Regions from separate parts of the Homo sapiens genome. Here region 1 is linked to region 2. Evidence: read pairs that join two places in POLR2A ChIA-PET (ENCODE). Cell type or tissue: CD4-positive, alpha-beta T cell. All regions are shown on one strand. Links, peaks and the distances in the headings refer to the core of each region. The heading gives the core; the rest is flanking DNA.

Evidence for each region. ChIA-PET counts read pairs that join two places held together with the same protein. Peaks named below come from ENCODE experiments on the same cell type or tissue, not always from the same donor. Only the 100,000 strongest peaks of a DNase experiment are listed, where the experiment ranks them.
Region 1: POLR2A ChIA-PET joins it to region 2 with 7 read pairs; 11 of 35 experiments call an interaction of 5 or more read pairs at or near these places.

The regions. Positions count from the first base shown.
Region 1 is chr1:100,448,459-100,458,089 of GRCh38, forward strand. It overlaps CDC14A (cell division cycle 14A), which reads left to right. Exons shown (of 16, transcript NM_003672.4): 8 at 6,947-7,034. Among named protein-coding and RNA genes, the nearest start is that of GPR88, 85 kb to the right of the region's middle. In CD4-positive, alpha-beta T cell, for the core only: no CTCF peak of the experiment used is centred there; a DNase peak (open chromatin) is centred at 4,363; H3K27ac peaks cover 2,383 bases.
Region 2 is chr1:100,394,961-100,402,067 of GRCh38, forward strand. All of the region lies in intron 4 of CDC14A (cell division cycle 14A), which reads left to right. Among named protein-coding and RNA genes, the nearest start is that of CDC14A, 46 kb to the left of the region's middle. In CD4-positive, alpha-beta T cell, for the core only: no CTCF peak of the experiment used is centred there; a DNase peak (open chromatin) is centred at 1,851; H3K27ac peaks cover 3,799 bases.

The sequences.
Region 1 (9,631 bases), core at 2,821-6,820, 56 kb after region 2:
TGACAGAGGCACCTGTTACTGCCTTGACAACAGTCACCGCACAGGGCTTCCTTTTGTTTTTTCATCATGGCATATGGAGAAAATGATAATATTTGCTCAACACCCTGTGATGATAGCTCATAGCTGTTGGCAAGTGGCCTGGGGACTCTGGCTGCTCCAGTCTGCCCAGGCAGCTCCATTCTGGTCACACTGGCTAGGAAGCTTTGTTTTACAGAAATAATGATGTGCAGATGAACATTTCTTATTTGAAAGTCAAGTAGCCACACCATGCTCCTTATGGCCTCATTCTCATAGCTTTTCAGTTCATTTGTTGAACAGATATTAAATGCCTCATGTTTGCTCCATATATTTGCTAGGCCCAATGTTTCTTTTTCTTTTTTTGTTTTTTAGGAGGCTACCAGTAATATCATCTCTCCATGTGTAGGGTTAAAGCCTTTGCTCTTGTCACCTGGTACCATAGAATCCATGTATTCTTGTGCCTCATTCTGCAGAAGTTGCCATATTTGAGTCTTGCTTCAAGCCCCTACTTTTATGCTTATCAATTTAGTTGTGATACAAAATTTCTCACTGATCCATGACAGGCTGAAATGTGGACTATTTTGTTCCTGAGATATTCAAGCAATTCACAGGTTATCATTATTGCTATCTTCACCTAAAGGGTGCTCTTTTGGGGAAAGACCATTTCTATTCTAGAAAGTGATTTCACATTATTTTAGCCACATTACAATGTAGCGCATCTGGGAACTGTTTGTGAAAAAGCATGGGTTCATTCTGGATGCCTGGGATTGAGTCTTTCTTGGATCTTGGGCCTCTTCGATCAAGACTTCACATTACTATCAGGGTGTAGGTTTTAAAAATTAAGTCTGATTATATCATTCCCCTGTTTTATCATTTCCCCTTCATGGGCTCCACACTGACTAAAGGTGTGGAGGAAATGCAGACTCCTTACTACAGCACAGAAGGCCCTTCTTGACATGGGCTTGTCCTTCCTCTCCACCCTTGTCCTTTTCCACTCCCTCCCCATACCCAAATCCACGCAGCTTACCCGGTGGCGGCTTCTGAGCTTTTGCACATGCTCTTGCTCCCTCCTCCTGCCTGTCAGCTCTTCTTTCTGGTCCACTGTATTTACATGGTTGACTGTTAAGTCCTTCTCAACCCCATGGAAGCTCTTCTCATGTAGCCTTGTGTGGTACTCTGTTTACACATCTGTGTCTTTCCTGTATCTGCGGGTACTTTTGGGCAGCAACTTTGTCTTATTCTTCTTTGTTTGAATAAGTAACCTACTAGCACAGTACACTCATAGTGGGCAGTCATTATTTGTGGAATGAAAGAACTAATGAGTAAATGTGTGAATAATACTAAAAACAGGAGTATAGCACATTTCAAGATATTTTATATGATCTGTTTTCAGTGGAAAGTGCCTAAAACATGTTGATTAAGAATCCATTCTGATTTTGCAGTAATATTCCAAGGGACAAATTTACCATGGTAGACAACTTCTTCAAATGATGTTTCTTTTATCAGCAGCCAATCTATGCTGCAAGAGTGAGGTTTTTTTTTTTTGTTTCTAAGTCAGTTATTTACAACACAGATTGCTAGATGTTTTAATCTAAGACCAGTTCTGTATGGAACATCAATTTAGTTTAATATGTGAGTGGGGACCTATCTCCAGGTTGACTCTGTCATCCTTCACTGCATAAGTAAATTTTCAGATTGACCAGGTGGTGTAGAGTCCTAACAATTGCTCTTTAGCACCTACCTTGAGAAATAGTAAAGTTTGTTAGGCCTCCTGTCTCTCAGCAAGTCACATTGGGTCAAGAGCAGGAGTCAATATTGTTGAACACTGAAGTTATGATGCTTCAAGACTTTGTTTGGATTAGAATTTGTACAGCAAACTAAAATGTAATCTGGATGCTGCTTGGTCTGCCTTCTTTACATGTTGGTGGATTATGGAACTGGAAATAATGGGACTGCCATAGGACTGGGGTCAAGCAGTCCTCAGAATGCAAGTATGTGGGCATGTCCTCACCACCTGGAGCAGTTATGGAAGTACGCCTCCTGTGGCAATTTGAATATTGGAAGAACTATTAGAAGAAGCATTCTCCTGGAGCTGTCTGGTAGTGTTCATTACACCACTCCAAAGCCTCAAGTTTAAGGAAGCAAAATTACTTCCTGGCCACCGCAACTGCAAAAGTGAGGGGACCCAGTGTTTCCGTATCTGTTACACCCATTGCTGGTTCAAAGCTCACGTTGGTTAAGTCTATAAAATGTTTTGAGACTTACCCTGACCTAAACAATTCCCCATGGCTTTTTTTTCTTCCTCTTTAATGATTGTTTGGTATCTTTTCCTTCTTTAATCTCCAAACTTCTTAAGAGAGCAGTCTCGACTCTAATTATGGTCTGGCCTCTACTGAAACTGTTCCTGCTAACACAAGCGTTCGTAAAACCAAGTGGCCATGCTTGTTCTTCTTCCTACTTGGTTTATTCTATGGTCGCTCTCTAATTCGCATTCCTTCCCTGATTTATAATGTGCTGTCTTTTGGATTTCTCCTCCCTCCATGGCTAGCCATCTTTCTCAGCCTCCCTCTCAAATCCTTTCTCTTCCTTTGCCCACCCTGATTTGCTGGGGTTCTTGAGGACCTCATGATTTCTGGTTATACACACTTTGTATGATTAAGTGCATCCAGTTCCAAGTTTCAACAACTATGTTTGTGCTGCTGACTCCAAATCATCTTTGCGTCTTGAACATTGGAGTGGCATCTGCAAATGTGCACTGGATTTTTGCACCCTGCTGTTGTACCAGCAGAGGTGTTCACTGATCTGGACTTTTGGAATGGGCCTCCACATGTTTTCCAACCCCACTGTCTCCCTGCTGTAGCTGATGCTAGCAGAGGTGAAGCAGTCATCCACATGGGACACTCCTCTTTTGCTCCACCACACCGTCTCCCTCAAAAGCAAGTCTAAATTAATAATCTAGAGTTTGATTATTATTTAAAGCCAGATGGCATGTCAACTTAAACCAAATAATTCAAATATTTACTTTGCTTTAAGCTCATAAAGTGCCTGTCCTTACAGCATATTTGCATTTATGTAATACAACTATACTGTCAACACTGTTTTGTTGTTTTAGAAGTTAGGGAAATATAAAGAAGGCACTTTTTAAATGAATTTTAAAATGCCACTGTGGTTCTACCTTATTAAATTTCAAAATAGTCTTTGTGTCACTGTCATTCCTCTTACATACTTTTAGTATCGCATGTTCAAAGTGTAATGTGACTTTTTCTTTAATGGATAAAACGAAGATGAAAATAACATCTACCTCATAGGGTTGCTATGAGAAGTAAGTTGTATAGAATACACTAGTGTTTAACACAGAGTCAGTGGTATCCACATATTTGCTGCCATTTTTGTTACTGTTATTTGTCATTCCCACCTGCCTTTGGACTCTGTAAAAGCATAGAGAATGCTTTTTATTATTTTATGTTTGACACCAAGTTACAGTCCTTGATATATAATAAAGGCTCAGCAAATGTCTAAATGAATGTTGAATTGCGCTTCAAAACTGTTTCTGCATGTTTTCCTAGAAAACACATCTGTTGATATAGGAAATCAACCTTGTAATCGTCAACCTCAAAGACTATCTTTTCTATCTTATTGTAGGTTTGTTACAGTAGTAAAAAGGTCAAATAGTTTTCAGTGTTTGGACAGAAAAATGTATTTGTGACCATTACTATAGAGTCACAAATGCATTTCTTAGAAATCATAAAAATTGGCCGGGTGCAGTGGCTCATGCCTGTAATCCCAGCACTTTGGGAGGCTGAGGTGGGTGGATCATGAGGTCAGGAGTTCGAGACCAGCCTGGCCAACATGGTGAAACCCGGTCTCTACTAAAAATACAAAAAAATTAGTCGGGCCTGGTGGTGTGTGCCTGTAATCCCAGCTACTTGGGAGGCTAAAGCAGGAGAATTGCTTGAACCCGGAGGCAGAGGTTGCAGTGAGCTGAGATCGCACCGTTGCACTCCAGCCTGGGCAACAGAATGCAACTCCATCTCCAGATAAAAAAAAGGAATTGTAAAAATTCATGTTTTTTAGTCAAATTATATTTTGAGTGCACCAGGAGAGTGAGTTATTCAAAAGAAAGCTGTGAATCTTTTGTAGATTGGAGAATCCTATAGCACAGTGAATAACAACACCTAAATGTATCACTTTCAGGAATTCAGATTTTTTTATTTTGGATTTTTCTTACAGTGAAGAACATCTATAGTTTTTTTTGCATAGTATTTGGTAGGTAGTAGGCTTTAGATCAGAAGTGGTAATATCATACTCTTGCCTCATCCTTGCTTAGGTATTTGTTTACAAAATGTGGTAGGGTTGGAAAGTACCTTAAGTTCCTGTCTGATCTAGATTTCTTTGAAGTGTATGTGTGTGTTTAATTAGAAAAACCAACTTGGGTCATATAAAGTATTTTATTATTGATAAACATTGACATTTGTATAATTCACTATGAATAAAGGCACAAATATTAACTTTGGAAGACTACCAAAGTAAGCGTATATTATATTAGGTCAGTTAAAAGCTGTAACTTCCTTATTAATTTTTTCTCAGATTTAGGTCTAAGACCTAAATCTTTTTGTTTATTCCATCAGCCTTATCCTGGCTGCTGAATATAACCCAATATTATCTACTATTTATCTTTTTGGGTAGGAGGATTTGCAAACATATTCTTTTGGTTCTGTGAATGAATGTATCTTAGGGATCCCCTTGCCTCTCTCCATATGATTAATTATAAAAGGTTGCTATTTAACCAAATGGATTTCTGTAATCCAAATAAGCAGATATTGCAGAGCGTATTTATCTAACCTACTTGGTGGTCAAGGATACAGAAATAGTGACCGTAGAAACCTGTTTTCTTTTATTGTTCATAAAGAATTGGTTTTAGTCTCTTGATGATTAGTGCATACCTTTATTCTTGGATTTTCAAATACTGTGTTAAGCTTAATAATTACTTGAGAGATATTGGATAATTAATTTGAGACTTTTATTTAAACAAGCAAATTTTAATTGCCATAATTAGATTCTTTATTTAAGTTGTTATAAATAGAAGCTATGCTTGAGGTTTAATTTCACATGTGCAATCATAACACTCAGGGTTTCTTAGATTTTACTTAGGGCATTTTGGATATTTTTTTTATTTCCTTTGAGACAGAGTCTCACTCTGTGGCCCAAGCTGGAGTGCAATGGTGCAAACTCGGCTCACTGCAACCTTCATCGCTGGGGCTCAAGCAGTTCTCCTGCCTCAGCCTCCCAAGTAGCTGGGACTACAGGCACACACCACCACACCTGGTTAATTTTTTTGTATTTTTAGTAGAGACGGGGTTTCACCATGTTGCCCTGGGTGGTCTTGCACTCCTGAGCTCAGGTGATTCACCTGCATTGGCCTCCCAAAGTGCTGGGATTACAGGCGCGAGCCGCCACGCCCAGCTGGAGATATTATGTTTATTACAACTAGATTAAATGCAGTTCAGATGTTTATAAGATGGTATGCACAGTTTCACATATAACTTTTTATAACTGGGAAAAAAATCTGCATTAAAAAATGACAATTATATTTTATAGCCAAGTTTTGATTTTCATGGAAATGATAATGGGTAATATAAGTAATTAAAGTAATGGCTCCAGTTTTTTTTTGATGGCCATATTCCAATTTGTTTAACAAATATTTATTGTGTTCTTATGGTAGAGTACAGAGTCTATATTGGGTCAGTTTTCTACTGTTGAGGTCCTTGCCATATAATGGGGGGAGAAAGCTTTTTATATGGATGGTAACGGATGGCCCAGTGAAGAGAACAACATTGCTTCCCTGCCCTGAGGATGGAGACAAGGAGGGCAAGGGTAGGGGTAGGTGGGGAGGGGGTGGTGGTGGTAAAGACAGCGTAAGTGAAGAGGTGATATATATATTTTGTGATGCATTGCACAAATGCCTTCTAATGACTGCAAAATTTGGGGTAACCTTACTCGTGCCCCAGTGTCCCATGGTTCGGAGGCACATGGGGAAGGGAAGAAAATGGGGGAGATGATGGAGCCATGGGAATGTGCTTGGCTACTTTCTTGGTCTTCTTAAGCCTTTTCTGAGGATCTCTTAGCGTGTTTAGACTAGAGGCTGATAACTGGTGCTCAAAGTCAGCCAATGGGCATGTTTTATTTGGTTTCACAGGAGTTAAAAACCTAATTTAAAAAGTCAACATTTTAAAAAGAGAGTTTTCACATGAAAATTCAGTTGGAAGATCAGCTGTGTTCAGTTGGCTTTCCTACAAGGTGTCTCATTAGCTGGAGTGGAGGAGCACCTGACTCTATGTATGTCCCTTGCTTGAATCTTGTTATCCTCCAGAGTACAGCTTGGCTGACTCTGGTTTGTGGAATGGATGCGCCAATATCACTCGCTCCTGCCTTTTGCCATTTCCCCCTCTAAAAATCAGCATTGACAAGAGATAACAGCCCTATAAAAAGAGAAAAAAAATTGGAAGTGTATTCATCAGGAGCTTGATATTTACAGATGTTTTTTCATTGTTTAAAATATGTTTACTACATTCATGGAAAGTTTTCATATTTCCCATTTTCTCTTATTTATCGCCAAGACAAGCAATGTTTGTTTCCATTTCATTTCTTTGCAGTGGCCAGGAAACAAACATTTTATGCAAAATACCTCTGCCGTAAATAAAAGTTTCTAAACATTTCATACAGTCTAGACACAAGTTTTTCTAAAGCGGATTGAATTCCTAAATAGCATTTTGAGAATCAGGTGCATGTTTTTATTTTAAGCTATGTTTGTCTACATGTATGTCTAATTAGTACTAAGAGTGAAAAGCAGTTTTATTTGTAAGGGTTTCCTAAATTGTATAAGAATTATAAAATATTTTTCTTCTCTTTTCTTACAAAATTCTGCCAGCGAGTTGAAAATGGTGACTTCAACTGGATTGTTCCAGGAAAATTTTTAGCATTTAGTGGACCACATCCTAAAAGCAAAATTGAGAATGGTAGGTTTTTTTTTCCTTTACCATCCAAACATTTATTTTGATTTATCTTTCTAAGTTTCTTAACTTCCTCAGATAATTATTTTCTTTGGTAATATTCTCCAAAGAATATTTATTCATAATTTAAAAAATTGAACAGTAGTAATAGTGTGTTAAATATTGTATTTCCAGTAGGTGGAGCTATAATCACTGTTTTAGAACTTAACAAATTTTTAGCTTGCCATAAATAGGATGTTCACTTTACCTGACCCCCAATTATTAGAGAAGAATCTGAGAAACAAACTGGTCAAACTCATAAGCAGATTGCTGTATTCTTTCAGTGGTTCTCAGATTTATTTGTTGGTAGAGTGCTACACATCAAGATGTTCTTTGGGTAACACCATGTTGAATAATGATGATGAAGACAATCTGTCATTTACTGAATACTTAGGTGCTAGTTACACAGATCACAGCATTTATCTCTTTTAACACTCAACACAACTCTATGAGATACAGATATTGTTATCTGCATTTTAGGGAGGAGTAAATTGAGCCTTATTAGTAGAGAATTTGCCCAAGGTCACAAAGTAATAGGCAGAACTGGTACTCCAAACCAGAGGAGGGCTCCTAAACATTGCCACTACACTGATACACTTAGTTCCATTGTGACAACTAGGTACAATTTTCTAGCTGACAGTGGTTAAACTACTTATTTGCAGCATAATTTATTGCCATGGGCATACATATTTAGGAAAAAAATAAAAACAAAACTAAAAATAAACCTTTTGAATGAAACATGATCAGCTATGCAAGTTTTCCCATTAAGACTTATTTTGTACTTACTAATTTTTTCTATCTACTAATATTCCCTAGAAAACAAGTAATGATAGACAACAGAGGTTCAAGAATAATTTACAAGAGAAGTACATAAAATTGAAAAAATATCCATGAACAAAATATCCCCCCCCCTTTTTTTTTCTATCTGATCATAGAGGTGGAATACCAGTGTTCTGAGGGAACCTAACTTGAAACCTCTGGTCTAGATTTATTCTTCAGCTGGGCATGGTGGCATGTGCCTGCAATCCCAGCACTTTGGAAGGCTGAGGTGGGAGGATTGCTTAAGGCCAGAAGTTCAAGACCAGCCTCGGCAACATAGCAAAACCCTGTCTCTTAAAAAAAAAAAAAGATTTATTTTTCTTTAATCATCATATTCTAGAATCTAGTTTCATTGTATATTGTTATTCATGCATTTAGGTTTTATAATTTGAGCTTTCATAAATATGCTTATCATTTCATACCTGTGACATATTTAATAGGGAACTCTGCTTGAATCATGATTTTACCATGCGAATGGGCAATCCAGGTCTAGAGAGTTAAGCTCACAAACAGGATACCTCTATGGTGAAGTCAGAATTTGATCTTCTTACTTATAAGCTTGCTAAATAATCTTTTTTGGTCTGGACATTCAATAATTAACCTCTGTCATTTTGGGTTGTTAGGAATTACATGTTGAGAGCCTGAGGAAACTGCTTTCTGACAATTGGCCTTTCAAGATAAGACTGATTAAACCTGCTTTCTGTGCAAATTATCTGACTCAGGCCCAGGAAATGTTAGTAGGGATATTGTTTCAGTAGTAGTTTTGTTGTTGGGTATTTGGCAAAGTCGAAAGACTTTCACCATTTGTGATTCATGTGTTTGACTACGTTTTCTTAATGAGAAATTGAGAGATATAATTGTAAAAGCCATTTAAAAGTTTTTATGTATATAGACATTGTATATTCTATGGATACATGCATTTTGAAAAAAATTTTTTTTTAACAAAAGTGGCATCATAACATAGTTAATATCTTACAGCCAGGTTTCTTCACTTAACATATCACGACTTCTTTTTATAGCAGTAAATGAAGATCCATGTAATCATTTTCCACGACTGCATTGCATTTTGTTCTACCATATGACTGTGCCATATTGTGTTAATTTATTTTTGGTTTTTGCTTTTGTTTATTTAGAGACAGGCTCTTGCTTTGTTGCCCAAGCTGGAGTGCAATGGTGTGATCATAGCTCATTGCAACCTTGAACTCCTGTCCTCAAATGATCTTCCTGCCTCAGCCTCCCAAGTAGCTGGGACTACAAGGCACAGCCCACCACACCTGGCTGGTTTTTTTTTTTTTTTTTAATTTTTAGTAGAGATGAGGTCTCTATGTTGCCCGGGCTGGTCTTGAACTGCTGGGCTCATGTGATCCTCCTGCCTCCCAAAGCACTAGGATTACAGATTTAAGCCACTGAGCCCAGCCTGTTAATTTATTTTTGGATGAGATCTAAGTTGTTTATCTCTTATTCTTACTCTTTTTTTCCTTTTTAAATTTCATCATCTATTTAACCAGATGAAGTTTTTCACTTTTTAAAAACTGCTGTGGTTGGCATAAATGTTCATACATCTTTTTGCAGCTGTAGTTTCTTCTCTAAATTGTTAGAAATAGAATCACTAGATAAAAGGATACGCAATTTTGTATAATAAGTTATAAGTGTCAAAAATATTTAAAACAATTTTTGGTCCTATATTTAATATGGGGAAAAAATTATAGCCACCATTCGCTTACCTGCCAGGAAGGGTGCTAAGC
Region 2 (7,107 bases), core at 341-4,340:
TGGGGGAATCTTCTCTGGATACAAAAGACCTTTACCTTCGGAGCAGCCATGTAACTTACATGAGGCAAGCTAGGTAGGTAGGTATATTTTATCAAACAGAAGTCTTTAAGAGTGAAGGTGTTCCTGTTCCTAAAATGTGGAATCGGCCCTCTGTTAAGTGGCATTGACTGACTAATAAAAGTATTTTGTACTAAGACAAACCTTTTTCTCAAAGCCTTAGTTTTCTCATTTGTAAAATTTGGATAATACCTGAGTTTCCTTATCTGCTTCACAGGATTATTGTAAAGATCAAATATCCAACTGCCTGTTTGATAGCTCCATATTATACATCTAAATGATACCTCAAATTTATTGTGACAAAACAGAAGTTTTTATTCCTTCTCTCCCTAAATGTATTTATTTCCCAAGTCATTCCCTTTTTAGTAAGTGGACTACCATCAGTGACTTGCTAAATCAAAAGAGTAGTCATTTTGATTTCTTTTGTTCGCTCATCCCACATTCTACTTATTCGTAAGTTTGGTCAGCTCTACCTCTAAAACATATTGAATCAGAATGTATCTTTCCATCTCTGTTGCTATCACCTAGCCCAAGCCACTGTCATTGTTCACCTGGATTATGACCACAGCTTTATATGTTGTCTCCTTTTTATATTCTTGCTTCCCATTAATTTAGTTGCCATACAACTGTCAGAGTAGTCTTTTAAAATTGTAAATTAGATCACGTCATTACCCTGTTTCAAATCTGTTATTGCTCACTGATCTTGGCATAAAATTTATCCTTACCAATGCCATTAAGATCCTTTCTGATCTGACCCTCTCTACCTCTGTGGTCTCCTTGCTCAAGTTGCTCCCCTCATGCTGGACTTCTAACTGAAATTCCATGCTTGTTCCTACCAAAGAGCCTTGATATTTCTGTTCTATCTGGAATGTTCTTACTTCAGACCTCTGCATGCCTGGCTCTTTCTAATGTTACTTTCTCAGAGAGATTTTCTCTTAATTTCTACCCTGTTACCTCCACCCCTAGTCATCCTTTAGACCTTTGTTGCTTTATTTTCTTTACAGCATGCTACTATTTGAAATTACTTTGTTTATGCATTTACTTGCTTATTATCTCTTTCCCAGACTAGAGGGTAAGGACTTTATCTGTTTTGTTCGTCGCTGTGTGTGGAGGGTGATAAAATATTTAACAAGGGGTTAGGCCGGGTATTCACCCGTTGAGTTGGAAGCTGGGACAGGGTCCTGGAGGCTTCTTGCTTTGCTGAATCTTGGGGAAGTCTAGGGCCTAGGGGGTGGGCGTGGGTCCCAAGGAAGAGACTAGGATGGCCAGTGTGGAGTGGAGTGGTGTGCTGTGGGCTGCAGCTATTTACCAACTGGTATAGAACTATTTCAGTATTTGAACACTATCAATTTAGAGCTGTGCCTGGTATGTAATGGGTGCTCTGTAAGTATCTTTTGAGTGAATGAATAATGGGATGACAAAACATGAAAGAAAGAAGGTAATATATGGGAAACTCCTGAAAATAATGAAGTTGGACGTAAGGTATAAAGTGGTGTCTTCCCCTTTACCAGAATATTTGTAGTCATGACTGAGCCAACTTTGGTTTTTAAAGATACAGAATCAAAGTAAAGAGCATAGACCAAGGGTAGTAACAAGTATACAAAATTACATCACTACCTAGCCTTTTTTTAAAAAATAAACTTGTATTTTCCCAATTTTTTTGTGGTAAAATATACGTAACATGAAACTTGCTGTCTTAACCATTTTAAAATGTACAGCTCAGTGGCATTAACTACTTTTCAACTGTTGTGCCACAAACACCATGGCTTACTTTTGAGTGTGCCATCTTGTGGCACTTTTGGTTTCTCTGTTAGATAATGACTTCAAGTATTTCACAGCTTTTGTGTTTCTATTTCCTTATATCTAAGTGGGGGGAGACTTTTTATGCTTTCTCTCATAGAGCTGTCATAAGGATCAAAAAGGAGATAAAATATAGACCAAGCTTGTTTAACCTGCGGCTGGCTTTGAATGTGGCCTAACACAAATTCATAAACGTTCTTAAAACATTATGAGATTTTTTTTTTTTTTAAAGCTCATCAGCTATCCTTAGTGTTAGTGTATTTTATGTGTGGCCCAAGACAATTCTTCTTCTTCCAATGTGGCCCAGGGAAGCTAAATGATTAGACACCCTGATATAGACCATCATGTTCAGTGATCTTAAAGCCAGGGTTGCTGGAATGATGTGGGCACTGGAGACCACAGTGACACTTAGCAGATGCTAGGCACCCATTTTAGGGATGCCTCTACTAGTAGAGCATCTCTTCACCCCCTGCATTGTGACATTGTGCTCCTTGAGATGGAAGGCTCAGATTTAAGAAGAGACCAGCTTTGTCAGAAAGGTGTTTCCCTTCCAGGGCAACACTCAGTGCAGTTTTGAAGTTAGGATGTTTAGATCATTGTAGCATCTAAAACACTCTGATATGAGTTTGAAAAAGATGGCTTTTTAAAATTATGAGTATGAATTAATTAGGTTCTTGCCATGTGCTTAAAGACCAAGTCTTCACTAGTACCTGTGTTACTATATTGTTTTCAGTTTTGCAGGCCTAGGTCAAGGAGAATTTGGATCAGGTCACCGTGACTGAAGAATTGGAAAATAATATGTATGAGAAGATGTTAAAATAAGTGTGACTGTATAGCTTAGAAAATTAAGTTCAGAGTTAAAGAAATACAGTTTTTTTTTCTGTTATGTGGAGGATGCTTAAACAGAGGTGGTAGCCACATTATATACTTTCCTTACCCACTTGTTAAGTCTTTGCATTGCTAAATTAGAGGTCTACATTGTGGATTAACTGAGACTAGCCTGAACCAGATGTCATGTCTGAATTGGGAATAACAAGCCTGAGGTTTTTAGACTGTCTAACCATGTCTGTGTTGGCTATTTATTTTGTAGACTACACTTAAGACCTAAGTAGTTATACTCTACTGCTAAGTCTGTGACTAATTGCAAAGAAGCCATTCTCCATTTGGCTTAGTGGTTGTGAGCAATGACTTTAACATAGCCACAGGCTCACTGGGCTTTGAATCCAATTGTTAGTTGTATGCCCTGAGCAAGTTAACTTATCCAAACTCCTGTTTTTTTCATCTTTAAAATAGGCATAATAATACCCTATTTTACTTGCGGTGAGGACTGAAGGAGGTCATTTATATAAAGGTGTCATCGGTGCAGTGTCTGACGTTGTATGCACTTAGGAATGTCTGGTGGCCCTGGCAGGGAAGCTGTGTGGCCTTCCACAAAGTTTTCTGACCCAGTCTCCTACTTCCTATCACTCACTTTTGTGCGTAGACCCTTTGGGCTACCTCCCTGATGATCGGACAGCTACTTCCCCTCTTTCTGTCTGCCCATCTTCCTCTTGTCCATCATATTTTTCACTTAAATACTTCCTTGGCTCAGTAACAACACTCATATGGTTGTTAATCTGATTATTGCTTAGTATAATTCACTGGAAGGTAGGAGTATATTTCTCTCCAAGGATGTTATTTTAAGGGAATATTTTGTTTAAACCAAATGAATTTGTGAGATCTGTAGTCAGGTATTCATTAGTTCAGTAAATCTTTGTTTAGCTACTATGAGCCCTTCCTAGCACTATGGTAGGTTCTAGGGAATAAAATATATATACATATAAACAATGCCTAGCTTAAAATGTGGGACAGGTGAGCAATAAACAATTGTTTAAAGCGGGCAATAGGTACAATTGGGTAAATATGAATTTATCTAACAAATGTTTTTTTGAGGTATTTTCATGTAACAGGCCTTGTTCCTGGAGTTGAGGATACTAAGGTGAATGACTCCCTGCCTGTTGGTGTGGGTGTGGAGGGCTGGGTTCAGACCTGGAGAGAGGGGAGGTTCCAAGATGGTCAATCCCAGCAGGCCAGGTTGCTGAGGAACCATCAGACAGGGAGAATAGCATGAAGGTGATGATGCTTTTTCTGGTGGTAGGGGAGTGAAGGGAGGCTGGAAGAAAACTAGTTATTTTAAATTTTTAATTTAATTTTATTTTAAATGTCCGTTTTGAAAAGGGGATAATCTAATGAGAAGATAGGGGTGTTTTTTTCCCTTACAATTAAAAAAACTTTAAAAAGTGGAGTAACCACATTGTAGAAGAAATGTGGAAAAATTCTCTCGCAGTTCTAAACCTGAATTATTTATTAGGTGTGATTGCAGTGTAGTTTTTTGAGCCTTTTAAAATTTAGCCTATGTATGTTTTGCCATTTTGCTATTCAGGTGACCAAATAATATTTCATTTAGAGAGAATACCATTGTTTAACATTTTAGATTTCTTTCAAAATTTTTTATAATGTAACACATCTCTTTCTATATTATAAGTGTTTCTTTTCGTGGATTTTTGTCTTTAGAGTGCCAGAAATAGGGTAAATAATTTTAAATTTCAGAGTTTTTAAGACTCTTGGAGCATATTGCTATACTTAAGCAAGTTTATACTAAATTTGGTATTATGTGAAATCTCCAATTTCATGTAAACTTTGCATATTGGGTATGAACATTACAGTTTTAGAAATTTAATTGGTGAAAAATGCTACCTCATTGTTTTAGTAATCATTTTTTTGATTAATGAGGTTGATTATTCTCATGTTTTTATTTATAGATTTATTAACTGTTTGAAAACTTTGTGTTTTTATATTTGTTTCCTATATTTAGACCATTTTAGAGTGGATAAGTGCTATTAGCCTCCATTAAAAAAGTAAGTTAGCCAGGTACAGTGGTGGGAGCCTGTAGACCCAGCTACCTGGAGACTGAGGCTGGAGGATTGCTTGAGGCCAGGAGTTTGAGGTTGCAGTGAGCTGTGATCACACCACTGCACTCCAGCCCAGACCCTGACTCAAAAAAAAAAAAAAGATGAAGTCATTTTATCTGTGTCTATTTGTTTCAATAGATACAGACTACTAGAAATCATGCCCATCAGTCCAAGTTTCTGTAAAAAATTAGGAAGTCCATAGACCTTTCCTGCTGTTACTCATTAGAATGTCAGAATGCTCTATTAAATACTTCTGTATACCTGAATATAAATGTGCTTAATTGGAACTGCTGATAATGGACCTATTGATTTTTGAACATTAAGCCGTCTGCTGAGTATACAGAAATTTTAACAGAACAGTATTATTTAAAAGTGGTTACAGTGTGTGTGTTTAAATCATTGGACACTGATATACCCAGACAATTAACTGTGATTTTGTTTTTGTTTTTATTGTTTGGACCAAGTATATTATTTTGCTTATATTTTGACTCACAATTCTGTAAATTCTGATTTCAGAACTACTTTACATTGACATTAAAAAACTGTAGATTAAATAAATGTCATTTAAAATGTAGGTAAAATTATCAAAAAGTTGGTTCAAAATAATAAAGGCATTTACTTTAAATATTTATTGAACCAATAATATATTAGATGTCAGCTACTAGTGTTCTGTCATCCTTCTCTGTGGCTTGTTGGTAAATCTAACGGCAGTGTTTGCTTCTGCTTATAGAAGTTAGTGGAGAGGAAGGGAGGGGAGGCACATGGCTGGGGCTGGGCAATTTCCTGTTTGCAGTTCCTTCCTTTTGTAGTTTGATAGGCAACTCTTTTGTGATGTTGCCTGTAAATGGGCCAGTCTTTTATCTTTGTAGGCTTGTATTTTTGGTGGCTTTGAAACAGATCAGGCTCCTTAAACTCATACAGCATTTTCAATTTCAGACTCTTTGAGACTGGACATTCTGTTAGCCTTCTGCATATGGGTAGAGCAGTGTCACCTCTTAACTTTTCTTGCCTGTTTCATTTAGCTGTGGGCGAGGAAAATTAGCTGTTTGCTTTTCATTACTGGAAGATTTATCAAGTTAAGGTGCATCAATCTTTTCAGTTTTTTTTTCTTTTTTTCTTTTGGCATCCTGATAATAAACTTCCTTTGTGTTGTAAATAAGCTCTCAAATTTATATACACATACACAGCTGCACACACAGGCATACATACTCACTGCATTTAGTACTATATATTTAGTAGGGATGCACTGTGTATGCTTACAGTAATTTACTCACAAATTTCTGAATCTTATCAGTAGCTTTGGAATAACATATACTTTCTGTGTGAAGAAGCTAACATCCATTTGTTTCATTTTAGGTTGGTGCAAAAGTAATTGCGGTTTTTGCTACTTCAAACAATATATACTGAATTAAGGGGATGTACTTTTTTTTAGCACTTGAAATTATTTATTTACCAGTTTATTATCTCTCCCTTTAAGGGAAAGGACTTTGTCTTATTTTCCACAATAGCCCCAGTATCTAGAACAATGTCTGACACATCCTAAGCGTTCAATAAGTGTTTGTGAAATGAATGACTGTTTAATTGATAAATAAGTCTTGGTTGACTTCCACAGTTTTGTGGAAGTTTAATATGGAGTAATTTAAAACCTGTGATGTGCTTAAAGATAAATTATGAAGTCGGTACTAATTGTAAAAATAACAGCAAGAATCAGTGTTGCAAAGCATTAACTAATTTTCTTAAAGTTACTGAGTAAAACAAAGTGTGTTATATAGAACTGAAATGGGCTTTGTTAATACTGTACATACAAACATTTGAAATTAATATTGTGGATAATAATGTTAATTTTACTCTCAGCATTGTTTCTGTTTTTCTCAATAGGTGAAACTACTTATTTATACATATAAGTATTTGCTACTAAGTGTCAACGATTTTTTTAACAGCCATCCTTGCAGTCTCAGGATAATTTCCAGTTAAGAATTAATTCATGGGGCCGGCCACGGTGGCTCATGCCTGTAATCCCAGCACTTTGGGAGGCCAAGGTGGGCGGATCACCTGAGGTCGGGAGTTCGAGACCAGCCTGACCAACAGGGAGAAACCCCGTCTGTACTAAAAACACAAAATTAGCCAGGCATGGTGGCACATGCCTGTAATCTCAGCTACTCAGGAGGCTGAGGCAGGAGAATCACTTGAACCCGGGAGGCGGAGGTTGTGGTGAGCCGAGATCGCGCCATTGCACTCCAGCCTGGGCAACAAGAGCAGAACTCCATTAAAAAAAAAAAAGAAGTAATTCATATGCTTG